Linked DNA regions of Homo sapiens: region 1 is linked to region 2. Evidence: chromatin contacts called from ENCODE Hi-C data. All regions are on one chromosome and are shown on one strand. Each heading gives the region's core, a stretch centred on a gene start or an enhancer-like site at or near the end of the contact. The rest is flanking DNA. Distances are from core to core; before and after follow the strand shown.

What was found. Hi-C counts contacts between places; a loop is a spot of excess contacts on that map. Pooled maps may share reads with other maps.
Region 1: a loop to region 2 is called in a pooled map of posterior vena cava, with 2.3 times the contacts of the local background. The contact joins the enhancer-like site here to the promoter of SLC24A3 in region 2. A Hi-C loop is called at or near these places in 15 of 168 maps with a recorded cell type or tissue (Caco-2, Right ventricle myocardium inferior, adrenal gland and 6 more), 1 of 37 single-sample maps with no recorded cell type and 17 of 50 pooled maps.

Annotation. Positions count from the first base shown.
Region 1 is chr20:18,898,506-18,905,088 of GRCh38, forward strand. No RefSeq gene overlaps it. Among named protein-coding and RNA genes, the nearest start is that of SCP2D1-AS1, 72 kb to the left of the region's middle. Within about 2 kb of position 3,791, at least 2 of the 41 ENCODE cell types and tissues checked have a DNase peak (open chromatin) inside an H3K27ac peak, as active enhancers do.
Region 2 is chr20:19,209,881-19,215,905 of GRCh38, forward strand. It overlaps SLC24A3 (solute carrier family 24 member 3), which reads left to right and starts at 2,762. Exons shown (of 17, transcript NM_020689.4): 1 at 2,762-3,104. The coding sequence starts at 2,963. It overlaps LOC101929547 (a long non-coding RNA gene), which reads right to left and starts at 2,588. Exons shown (of 3, transcript XR_007067549.1): 1 at 1,749-2,588; 2 at 184-561; 3 at 1-89. RefSeq lists a silencer at 3,113-3,162.

The sequences.
Region 1 (6,583 bases), core at 2,541-5,040, 310 kb before region 2:
AATACCCCTTTGCATTTTTAGTTATTGTTTTTCCCTAAAACAAAAATTCTCTTATATAACCATTGCACAATTATGAAAATCAGGAAATTAAATATTTATAAAATACTATTATATAAACTATAGACATGATTTAGATGTTGGTCCCTTATAGCAAAAATAAATAAATAAAGAAATAAACCAAGAAATGAAAAAAATCCTGGCTGCCGCATTGAGTTCTGTTGTTATGTTTCTTTAGCCTCCTGCAATCAGGAACAGTACCTAGACTCTTTGTCTTTCATCTCATGTGTGTGTGTGTGTGTATATATATATCTATGTATATGATATATATATATCATGTATATATGTATATATATCATGTATATATATATCGTGTATATATATATCATGTATATATATATATTATATATATATGTACTACAATCAGGAACAGTACCTAGACTCTTTGTCTTTCATCTCATGTGTGTGTATATATATGTATATATATGTGTATATATGTATATATATGTATATATGTGTATATATGTGTATATATGTATATATGTGTATATATGTGTATATATGTATATATATATCGTGTATATATATCATGTATATATGTATATATATCGTGTATATATGTATACGATAAATATATGAAAAAGTACATATATAGATATATATGTATATGTATATATATGTATATATACTTTTTCATATATATATACTTTTTGACATATTTGAAGTGCACAGGCCCATTGTGTTGCAGAATCTCTTTCCACTTGAGTTTGTCTCATGTCTCCTATGACTAGATTCAGGTGATTATTTTTGGCAGAAACACATAGAGGTGTGTTGTGTCTTCTCAGGGCATGTGACGAAGTATGTGGTGTTGACATGTCCATTATGAGGGTGATAGCTTTGAGCACTTGGTTAAGGTGGTATCTGCCAATTTCTTTTGGTTTAAAGTCGCTATTTTTCCCTTTGTCATTTATAATGACCTCGTGGGGAGATACTTTCAGACTAGGCAAATAACCCATTTTTCCTCAAACTTCTACCCTGTGGTGTTTACTCTTAACACACACTTCACAGATGAGGAAACTGATGCTCAGAGAGGTGGAGCAACTTGTCGGGCTCATGAGGTCAGCAAGCAAAACTCAAGGTTCAATTTTCTGACTCTAGGTCAGACCTCTTCACCCATGAGTGATCTCTATTCCTGGCTTAATAATGTCAGTTTCTAAACCATCCTTTGTGTGTCAGACCTGCCATGCCTTGCCCACATTTCCTTAGCCCTTACACTTGAACCTTGCTTCTGGGTGCAGCATCTGAGAGCTCAGCATGGTCACAGCACCAGCTCTGCCACCCTGTGCCCATCAGAGGTGGCACCCACTGGGAGCAGCCCTGGACTAGTCAGTGACCCCTCATACCACTCAGGAGTTGCTGTAGACATTCCTCAGCAACCTTGCCCATTGTGTGGGACGCTGTGAGGTGTGTGCTCTACATTGTTTCCCAGAGAGTCCCAGCAGGAGGAAGCTGCAGTGCCCACCACAGGGACCTGCTCGAGTGATGTACTCTCATTGGCTTCCTTCACATCCCCCTATCACCCATCCCCATTAGTTCTGGGATCACCTCCTAACTAAAGCACATGAATCCTTCTCTTGGACGTGCCTCTAGGAAAATATAAACTAGGGTCTTTGTGAAGTTTTGTGTTTCCTCTCCATTCTGGTCCCGCCTGTGAGCCCCATATCAGGGTCTCTCAAAAATCATAAGCGCCAAAATGAGCACAGCCCCCAGGTGGAGTTTGAACAGGCTAGGATGGAGCCTGCTGAGTTCTCAGGAGGGCACTTGAAGGGTAATCAGAGGAACGTATTCCCTTGCTCAACTCCAGCGAGCTGGAGACTTCCAAATTGGAGGCTGGATCCGATTGTATAGTCAGAGACATGGTTGAGAACATGCATATGCCAGAACTGAGGGCCTGAGCTCACTGTAGCCAGCAGTGGCCCTTCCCATCTCCCTTTAGGAGCAAGTGATAAGAGGAGTGTGAAATATGAAGTTGGCTTGAAGCTACAATGTTGGGGTACACACATCTTTTGAGCTAGCATCTTAGGAGGGGCTTCCTTGAAGCAAGCCCTATGATGACAATCTGTGTGCGTGTGTTTCATTAAGGCAGGACTCCGGAGAGAAATTGAAAAGGCAGTAGAGCAGGCAGGGGAGAGAAGCAGCAGCAGCAAGCAAGGGAGTAATTTCAGGTGATACTGTGGGCAGTTCTGGAATGTGAATTGCACCAAGAGTTCGCTCCACCTCAAGGCCAGGGAGTGAGGCTTTCATACCCTGCACCAGGGAGGGCAGGCACATCAACTCCAAGGCACTTCTTGCTTTCTTTGTTCTGGGTCATAGTTCCAGCAGTGCAAGGGCATTGAAGTGGGTTGCAGGTGTGAGTGATAGGAGTGAAGGCTGGGTGTAGCGGCTCCTGCCTGTAATTCCAACACATTGGGAGGCTGAGGTGGGAGGGTCGCTTGAGGACAGGAGTTCAAGACCAGCCTGGGCAACATAGAAAGACCTCCTCTCTACAAAAAATAAAGAATTAGTTGGATATTTTGGTGTGTGCCTGTGGTCCCAGCTACTTAGGAGGCTGATGTGGGAGGATCACTTGAGCCCAGGAGGTTGAGATGGCAGTGAGCTGAGATCACACCATTGCTGTCCAGTTTGAGCAACAGAGCAAGAACCTGAGTCAAAACATAAATAAAAAAAAATGTGAAGTGCACAGAAGAGGGCTGGGCACCCAGAACTGGTGTATTAGTCTGGTTGGGCTGCTATGACAAAATACCACAGAGTGGGTGCTTTGAGCAACAGAATTTTTTTTCTCACCATCCTGGAGGCTGGAAATCAAATATCAAGGTGCCACCGGGTTGATTTCTGGTGAGTGTTTCTCTCCTTGGCTTGCAGGTGGCCACCTTCCCAAATGGTGCCCTTATTTGGCCTTTCTTCTGTGCCTGCACATCCCTGGTGTCTCTTCCTGTTCCTATGAGGACACTAGTCAGATTGGATTAGAGTCCCACCCTAACAGCCTCTTTTTTTTTTTTTCCTTTTTGCCTTTACCTGAGAATCTAATGCTTTATTTAACCTTAATTACTTCTTTAAAGAAGCTAACTCCAAATACATCCACATTGGGGGTTAGAGCTTCAACCTATGAATTTGATGGGACACATTCAGTCCATGACAAATGGTGAGAAGGCTCTGAGGTCATCTGGGTGCAGTCCCAACAGTATCTATGCAGACACTTTAAGCTAAGGCCTCACGAAACCTTCTTTAGTAACCACTTCACATTGTGGGTTCATAGTAAGTGTTCTATTACCCAAATCCTCAACACCAGAGCTGTCTCCAGCCTATACCTATACAGTTTACCATAGCCATGCTCTTGGTCTTTACCCATCTTCAGGGATGGAGCACTCCCCTAGAGCTGAAAAGATCTCTGAAAGAGCTGAATCCATGGCTTCATTTTGCAGATGGAAGAAAATAAGGCTGGGGAAAGCCAAATGCCTCCCTGGAAGTTGGTGTCCTCATGGTAGAGTTGAGCTCACCGTCCAGACCTCTAGACTGAGCAGGGGAGAAAGACCTAACTTTCATTGCATGCTGCTTCTTTTTTATGTGCAAAGGAATGTGTAGCTGTTTTCCCCCATCAGATTTGCATATTCTCTTCTGGCTGCCAGGGGTGCAACCTTTTTCTCAGGGTTAATGGTATTTACATCAGTCTGAGACATCAACAGGCGCTCAAGACCCAGACTTTGCAATTAAGCCATTCCATAAGCAAAGAGGAGCTTATGGAGCTTTGTGACAGGTTGAATATTTATAAGCAGGCTTATCTTAATTAAGATTGCTGAGTGGCCAAGCTGGAATGTGTTTTCCTCTTTCACACAATGTCTTTCAGCTGGGAGGTCACTGGCGGTCAGGTTTTTGGGATGGTGGGTGGGGGAAGATTTGGCGATTGAATGAGCCACCTGCAGAAGATGGGAGAGGGTCAGCAGCTCATTCACAGGCCACCCTGAAGAACTTCTCTTGAGCAATCTGTTTACTTACCCAGCCAGCTCACGCTTAGGCTGGGGCTTGGCACTAGTTATTCTCTTCAAAGAAGCAATGTGTGCGATAAGCAACATATGCATCTGGCTATGGTTTATGGTAGACTCTGTCTGGTAGGCATGGAGCTATTTCATCTCAGCAGAGTCATCTTTTCTCGCTTGATCCAGCTGGCCAAAGCAAATGGCCTGTGGAACCAACTGGTCCTTGTTTGCCTGGGATGCTTCTGGTTTTAAAAGTCAAAATTCTATATCCTGAAAGTTCTCTTAGTCTGGTAGGTCACTCTATTTTTAGACCAAGAAGAGAAATCTCATTGGAATGAAGGCCCATTACACCTTGGCGGACTCTATTTTAAAAAATTTAACTGACAAGTAATAATTGTATATATTTATGCGGTACAGTGTGAGGTTTTGATATGTGTATACTTATGAAATAATTAAATCAAGCTAATTACTCTGTCCATCACCTAATCTACTTATTTTTTGTAAGAATATTTAAAACCTACTGTTTTAGTAATTTGGAAATATATAGTACGTTATTAGTTGATTTTCACACTGCTATAAAGTTACTACCTGAGACTGGGTAATTTATAAAGGAAAGAGGTGTAATTGACTCACAGTTCCACATGGCTGGGGAGGCCTCAGGAAACTTACAATTATGCTGGAAGGCAAGGGGGAAATGAGCTTGGACCTTTTCAAATGGCGGCAGGAGAGAGAGTGTTAGCAAGAGTGGGGAAAACTGCCTTATAAAACCATCAGATCTCGTGAGAACTCACTCACTATCGAGAGAACAGCATGGGGAAACCACCCCCTTAATCCAATCACTTCCTACCAGGTCTCTCCATAAACACCTGGGGATTACAAGTCAAGGTGAGATTTGGGTGGGGACACAAAGCCTAACTATATCAAGTACATTGTTATTAATTGTGCTTACCATGCTGCCTCTTCTTTACAGTTCAGCTGGAGGCCAAAGCGTTTGGTTTCCTGGGTGTGACCACCTCTACCTCTCCATAGCCATTTTCTCCATAGACTTGCTTGAAGCCTAAGGGATACTCCATTCCCTGTTTTCCCTTCTATAATAGTTCTGTGGATGGCTGAGGGGATGGCAGAAGACTAAGGGGAAAGTAAAGGCGTAGGTGACCCAGTCATTCCTGTCTTAGGGGCTAGGTTGGCTGGATCCCTAGACTGAGAAGCCAGGCTGAGTGTGACCTGTGGAGACCTAGAAGATTAAGAGGAATGGATATTGCCTTGCAGGGAATGGTAAGCCATGAAATGTTTTGTAAGAAGGAGTGGTACATACAAAATATTGCTCCAGAAAGCGTTTACCTTCAGGAGTTGATAGAGTGGGCAGAGCCCTGCAGGCTGGAGTTTATGGACATCCCAGTGAGAAAGGGCATGACTCGGGAGGCTGTGGAACAGCAAGTGGCCCTAGCCTGAGTGAGTCCCTGCAGTGTCCAAGAAATGATGTTGAGATATAACCACCCAAGAGAAGAGACGAGGGTCAGAAAACCCAACTGTCCAAGCTCACCAAGGGGAGAGAGCAGTGTTGCAGATGTGGTTGGTGCCTTGTCCATCTGCACCCAACACTTGCCCTTCATCTCTCCATCCAAGTTGTGCTTGGTCAAAGCTGAGCAGTTTGGGAGATAGGACCCCAATGATGATGCTGTTTGATGGATAAATACCCCCACTTCCTCATCATTGTCCCAAGGTGGGGACAACTCTGAGCTGTGTTATACACCATCTCCCACAGTGTCCAGCATGACTGATGTCAGTGGCCTGCAGTGGTAACCCAATAAATCCCAGGCATTGGCCGCCTTCCCTTCCTGGCCTCACATCCCCCTCCTCTAGTGGTGGTTTCTGGGATCGCCTCCCAAATAAGCTACTTATATTCAAATTCTTATTCCAGGGTCTGTTTCTGGGGGATCCCAGTCTAAGACAGATTAAAACCAGACGTTCTGGTATTCTGCGTCTAGACATTCTCCTTTAACATTAGACAAATCACAATCACTGCTCTTTGAACTGTGAGCTTCAGTTCTTTGCCATTTTGGGGGAGCAGTTCTCTGGATCTACTTGTCCAGATGTATACAGGTTTCTGATGGTTTGCTGTATGACGTCTCACAAGTCCTCTGCCCGTTCTGGGCCACTGCTTTCCTTTGAGTGTTGTGGTGTCTTCGGGTTTTTGTAAATCAGGACATTCGGGGGCATGCTGTGATAATCAGCTTTGCACTGTTTGGTAGCTCCGTTGATGGAAGAGGGTGCATGGTTGCTGTGTGGCATTTGGAGGCAAGGCCAGATCTAGGGATGGAGGATAGGTGGCAGCAAAGTCCTGGTCATCTCAGCTGGAACTTATCATCCTTTCCTCAAAATGTTGGAGATGAATTTTAGTCTCTCCACTCCAGAGTTTGAAAGTCTTTTACTAGTCCTGACTCAGTTTTCCAACCAACTGACATCCCTGCCCTTGAACCTAGCACCCTCCATAACCATATTGTTTCCCTAATTGTTCACAAAGTTAAGTTTGAAAATGAAAAGCCAGCAAG
Region 2 (6,025 bases), core at 1,512-4,011:
GGCTTTCTATTCTTTGTCCTAAAGGTAGAACTGTGAGAAAGACTAACCAACTTTATTCACCACATCAGGTCCAAAGTCTCTGCAGGGACCTGAAAACAGAATGTTTATGGAAGGTCAAAACAGGGGGAGTAGACAGTGACCCCAGAACCCAGCCCAAGGTGGGGAGGTGCTCTGTAAAGACACCTGTCTTATTCCTGAAAGGGTGAAGACCCCCACACATCTAGGAGTGATGCCTCTCTCTCCAGGAAAGAAATACTCTCAGACTGAAGTATCAGAGCACATTCTTCATTTCAACTCTTGCTCCTTTCACAGTTCGGTTTCTGGAGGGAGCTTCCAAAGACTGAAAGGGACAGGTAGGAAAAAAAATGACTGTTTTCTTTGGAGAGGAGCTCCTGAGGCCTGTCTCACTTGGCCATCACCTGGGGGGCTGAGGAACCTATCAGGTCTCAGTTGCTGTCAGCCTAGGGACCAGGATCCCCACCTTTCTTCCCTAGGTGGTGCCTGGCCGCCCAAGGAATCACTCTCTGTGCTTTACTTTAACAGTGCCCTTCACTCCAAAATCTGTCAAAATGAATAGAAACCCAAGAATCATTTCTGTGTGCCACAGGAGTGCTCTCCCCCGGCCCCCCCGCCCCACCCCGCCACACACACACACATACACTCCTGGTGCTGAGATAATTTCCAAGAAATTACCAGTTCCTGGTTATTCTCCTTCCTCCTGGCTCCCTTCCTAACTCCCCCTCCATCACCAGATTACACAATTCCTTGAGCCTATGGTATTTTCCCCTGGAGCTTGTGTTCATTTCCTAACTCAATTAATTCCAGATTCCCTCTCTCACCTTCTATTTTCCCTCGTTTTCACTAGAAAACACTATTTGAGTGACTTTCCTGGTTAGTTGAATTCTTCTCAGCTCCTAAACTTTCTTTTCTGTGTCTGCAAAAGCTTGATGGAGATAACACAACTAGAGAATTCTCCCCACACACTCCAGCACGGATGAACTCGTATTTTTACACCCTCCTTAGTATCTGCAGCCAAAGCAAAGGGAAAACCACTCAGGCATTGTGGGGGAGGTACTCTGAGTGTCTGGAAGATGCCAGGCTGAGAACAGCAGTCATAAATGATATACCCACAAAGGAAAAGTCTCTGGTCTCCCTGGGTGAGATGGCCTTTCTCTGGAAAGGAGGCCACCTATAACCACTTCCTTTGCCCTTTGCTGTGACCTTGCTGTCCCCGGGCGCTGTCAGGGATTGTCTGGGAGGAGGTCGGGGGGGGTAGGTCAGTCACAGGTGGGGACACATTTGAACAGACCTAGACAGGGGAGCCTTATACAGAGGTTCTCTGCTTCCTTCCCACCTCCTTAGGGTATGAAGCTAGATTCCCTGATCTGAATGGATTCCATGGAGACAGTCACCTAGACAGACACCTGGTTTCAGGTGATCCCTTTCTGGACAAGGTCTTTTGTTTTCAGCGCCCCCCCACCCTCCGCCCCAACAATGGCATCTCCTCCTCAGCCCAGCCAGCAGCCCCAGGCTAGCATCTGGGAAGAGTCCAGGGAAGCCCAATGAGGGAGAGTGGGCTGTGTCTGGGATGGCCAGGGATCCCCTCCAAATGGGCACCTGCGGCAGGTCGTGAGTCCAGCCATCTCTAGGGCAGCCCACACCTTCAGCAAGGAGGGGCAGGAGACCTAGAATGGGGGAAATGGGAGGACTAAGATTCTAACGTTGGAGGTAGGGCAGGCTGGTGTTACCTGCACAAGGCCAGAAGCCTCTTCAGGCCGCCTCTCCAGGGACCGTGCCAGCTGTCCCCACTTCGATCAGCCACAGTATTGGACTTGGTCCAGCACGAACAGAAAGCGAAGTGTGAGCCCAAGACAGAGGGGGGAGCCGGACACCCTTATGGAACTAACAGCCTCTGGGGAGGCCTGTTCCAGATCCCGAGTCGGGCGCACAGGGGGATCCCCGCAAGGGGGCAGAGGGAAACCCGGGAGGCCCGCGAGAAGAGGCGAGGCCAGAGGCTGGGCGCGGGCAGCCAAGCGCACTCGCGGCGCCCCGACTCCAGGTAGCACGTAGAGAGGAGGCTGAAGAGCCCCTCGGTTTTCCGAAAGTTTCCAGCGAATCCTTCTTGGTGAAGATCGGCCTCTGGGAGGCAGCGTGTGTGCTTCCCGAGAGGGGGCCCCCTGCGCCGTCCCTCTTCCCCTGGCACAGAAGGGTTGAAGGACTGCACACAGGGATCCCTCCCCAGCCCAGTCTCCTCCCAGCGCGCCCCCTCCCCGCCATGCCGGCCAGCGCCGGGCTGTGTCCCAGGCACTGCCCCCCGCCAACCCTGGCCCGACCAGCCTCGCCGCTGCAGGCTGCCGGGAGCTGCGCTAGCTCATGCTCCCAGCTCGCTCGGTGCTCCCTGTTCGCTCCGGCCCGGCCCCGGCCCCCATCGCGCCGACCATGGAATAGGCGGGCGGCCCCGCGAGGCGCTCCTGCAGCCGGCGAGGCCAGAGCCAGTCCGGGGTGGCTTTGCCAACCGGCGGAGTTGGCCAGCGGCGGGCCCTCCTACCGTCGGTCCTTCCCCGCTCCTCCTCCTCTGCCCCCTCCGCCCCCGCCTCCCGGCCGCCCCCGCCGCCCCCGCCGCGCCGCCGCCCCAGGCCGAGCGCGGGCGCGGAGCGTGGGAGCCATGGCGCGCGAGGAGGAGCGGGACCCCGAGCGCCGGGAGGCGGCGGCGCGGGCGAGCGGCGAGGAGGAGGAGGAGGGAGGGGAGGAGGGACTGGGCGATAGCGACGAGGAGGGCGACGACGAGGAGACGGGCAGCGGCGAGGAGGAGGAAGAGGAGGCGGAGGCGGCGGCCGGGTGGGAGCGCAGCGAGGACGCGCGGCTGCTGCGCGCAGGGCTGCCTCCTGCCGCTGTCCCCGCCGCGGCCGCCCGCGACAGGAGCGGCCGCCGCCCGCCGAGGCCGCCGCCCGGCCGCCCGAGGATGCGGCCGTCCGGCGACGAGGACCGCGCGCGTCGCCGCCGCCGCCGCCGCCGCCGGAGGGACCTTCTGCTGAGCCAGCTCTGCTTCCTGGCCTCGGTGGCGCTGCTGCTCTGGTCGCTGTCGAGCCTGCGAGAGCAGAAGGGTGAGTGCACGCTGCCTGCCCCGAGTGGGCGCTGCGGCTCCGGCGGCTCGGGGCTCCCGGGGCTGGGCGCGGGGCTCCTTCGGGCGGCCCGGCCGGAGCCCCAGGATAAGCGGGCTGGGTTGGCGGGGGGAGTGGGATGCCAGGCACGAGGACTCCCCCTGCCCCACGCAGAGGCATGGAGGTGGGGACCCTGAGCGCCAGCAGCCAGCAGGCTTAGGCGTCTGGCCGCCCTGGGAACATTTACCTGTGCCCGCCTGTGCGCTGCTTACTCGCGAGCTGGAGGTACTGCTGGTGGCGGTGGTGGGGAGTCTTACTCTCCATCAGCCCCCAAGGCCAGGGATAAAGTTGTGGTGGTAGACCCGGCACCTGTGCAGGTGACCACCTGTATACTCCTTGGCTTGCTGAAGGATTCAAGGGGACTGCTTAACACACAGTTGTCCGTATGTTCTCCATCCAGAGAGCAGGCGGGATGGCCCGAGTAGAGAGCTCTTCAACCCCCTTTCAGAACAGGTGCCGGGAACTTCAGGGAGAGAAAAAGTGTTGGCCCTCCAGCTATGGGCTAGTAGGGGACTTGTTCTCCTAAAATGACCACTCACTGGGAAGACAGGGAATTCTTCCTCAGAGGTCCCTTTTGCAGAGCTGCTGCTGTGGAAGAAATGGTTTGCAGTGGACCACGCATCACACTGTCCGCTCCTCTACCGGTGCTCTGCGCAAAGTCTGCCCTTTAACCCACAACTTTTGTCTTGTCTTTGTCCTTGGCCTTTCTTGAGCTGAAATAGATCTTGTGTGCTCCCAACAGTTGTCTGCTGAAACAGCTTCGATCCTGGGATTCAGCTGTCTATAAAATGAAGGAAAAACATGGGAGAATAACTGTTGTAAAATGGTTTTATATCCCGGCCGTGGAAGTGGCACGATTAGTGGGAAAACAGCCATGTAAAGGGTTGTGAGAAAGAAACAAAACAAAACAAAACAAACAAACAAAAAAACAGTTACAAGTATGTGCTGTGGTGTTGAGGTCGACGTAGCTCTAATGCAAGATGTCATGAGGTGCAGAATAAAGACATTTTGATAGTCACCGTAAAATATTTTCAAAGGTGCCATGAATTTAAAAAGGGATCTCCCCCAGCTTGGCTGGTCTCCTGCTTGGTGGGGAAGTGAAACAGGCGTCAGTCTTCATTCAGTCTTAGCAGACCGCTTGACAGACTTCATCATTTATGGTAATAGCAGAGAGTCCGTCTTGGTCTTCAGTGAAGCTGTTCAAGACTCCACGGCTCTCTCCATTGCTCTCCTGGATCTCAGATCCCGTAGCCTTGGGTTCTGACATCAGGAAGGGGGCCGTGCCGGTGTGAGGGAAGCAGAATCTCTCCCAGGGCAGATTCACATCTGCCAGACTTCTGTCTACTGACAGTCTCACTAAGGGGGTTTTCCCGAATCCCATTTTTATTTTCCTTTTTTATTTTTCTCCAGTGAAAAACCAGTTTATAGTTCATGCCACCTTTGGAAAGGGCTATTCCTAGTGGATTACACGCTGGCCATTTTTTTCTGGTATGTTGGGGCTCTATGAGACATAGAGTTCCCACCACTTTCAAGAATATAAAAGACATTTTTTTCTGGGTGAAGGATGTGACTCATATAGTTAAGTCAATCAGTGACAGGGGGCTGCCTGGGCCCTGAAAAGCTGGGATTTGGGAGGAGAGGAGGCCAGACACTCTGCAAACTTGAAACCTGGGGACTGGAATGTCATTTTGGAATGGTTTCCCTGGTAGTGACATTTCTATTCAGGTGCCACTGACTCAGATTTAGTTCCATAGCACGGCCTTTTCCGCATCCCTCCCTCTGTCCTACCTTTCTCCTTCCTACCTTTCATATTCTTTTTTCCTCTCACTTCCTCTTCCTCCCTTCTCATCTCTGTTGGTCTTAGGACCCCTCCACACCCCAGTAACTGAAGATCTAACAGGCAAAAGCCAAATGTTAAGGAGGATGCCAGCCAGCCTCCCTGTGTTGCCCCCGAATGACATATGAGTTGAAATGGTCTCCAATCACTTTTTTTTCCGTTAGGTATTGATGATTTTGGTATGTGATGCACAGTAGTATTTTGCAGCAAGACACAGGTTTTTCTAGATAATTTTTAACATATTAATTAATGTGTGTGAATCTGCAAATGATAATTTTGCAAGGGGAATTGTCGTTTGGCACACGTAAGCATTTGAATGGTGACTTTTACCCTGGAAACTTGGAGCACACACTACCTAGTGGTCCTTTGGTACAGATACTGAAGTTTGGAATGGAGCATTGTTTCGAAGACCTTGTGGTGTAGAGAGGCTGAGTGATTAGCTTAAAGTCACACAGCATTCGAAGAGTAGAGGAAAAAACCAACCTGAGGTAACCTGGTTTTTTGTTCCCTACTCTGTCCTCATATTCAAACCACCATTTGGGTGTAGCTTTGTAATATTTATATAATCTCATAGGGGGTACCTTCATAATGATCAAAGGTAATATTTTCATTTAGTCACCTTGAAAGCCATGCAGTGATTGTTAAATGTAACTTCTCAGAAGCTCGTTTTCTAACACATATTGACCTTTCCCTCCCTCCTTCCTTCTGTTGGCCCTTCCTCCCTCTCTCCTTCCTTCATTCTTTCTTCCTTCCTGCTCCCTTCCTTTCTCTCTTCTTTCCTCTTAAAATGACAGTTCTTTTACCAAAGCAAAATAGAGATGTGTGATAATTATATTATATGATGTTTCATAACATTTCTAATCATATGGAATCCAAGATCCCTTTCTAGACATCTAACGAAACTCAGATTTGGCTATGTACTGAAAAGTTTTGGTTATATACTGAAAACATTTTCCACATATTCAGTATTTGGTTATATGCAGTAAGAATCTACATTGATTCTTTTCTGCTGAGGTGTAACATGAGG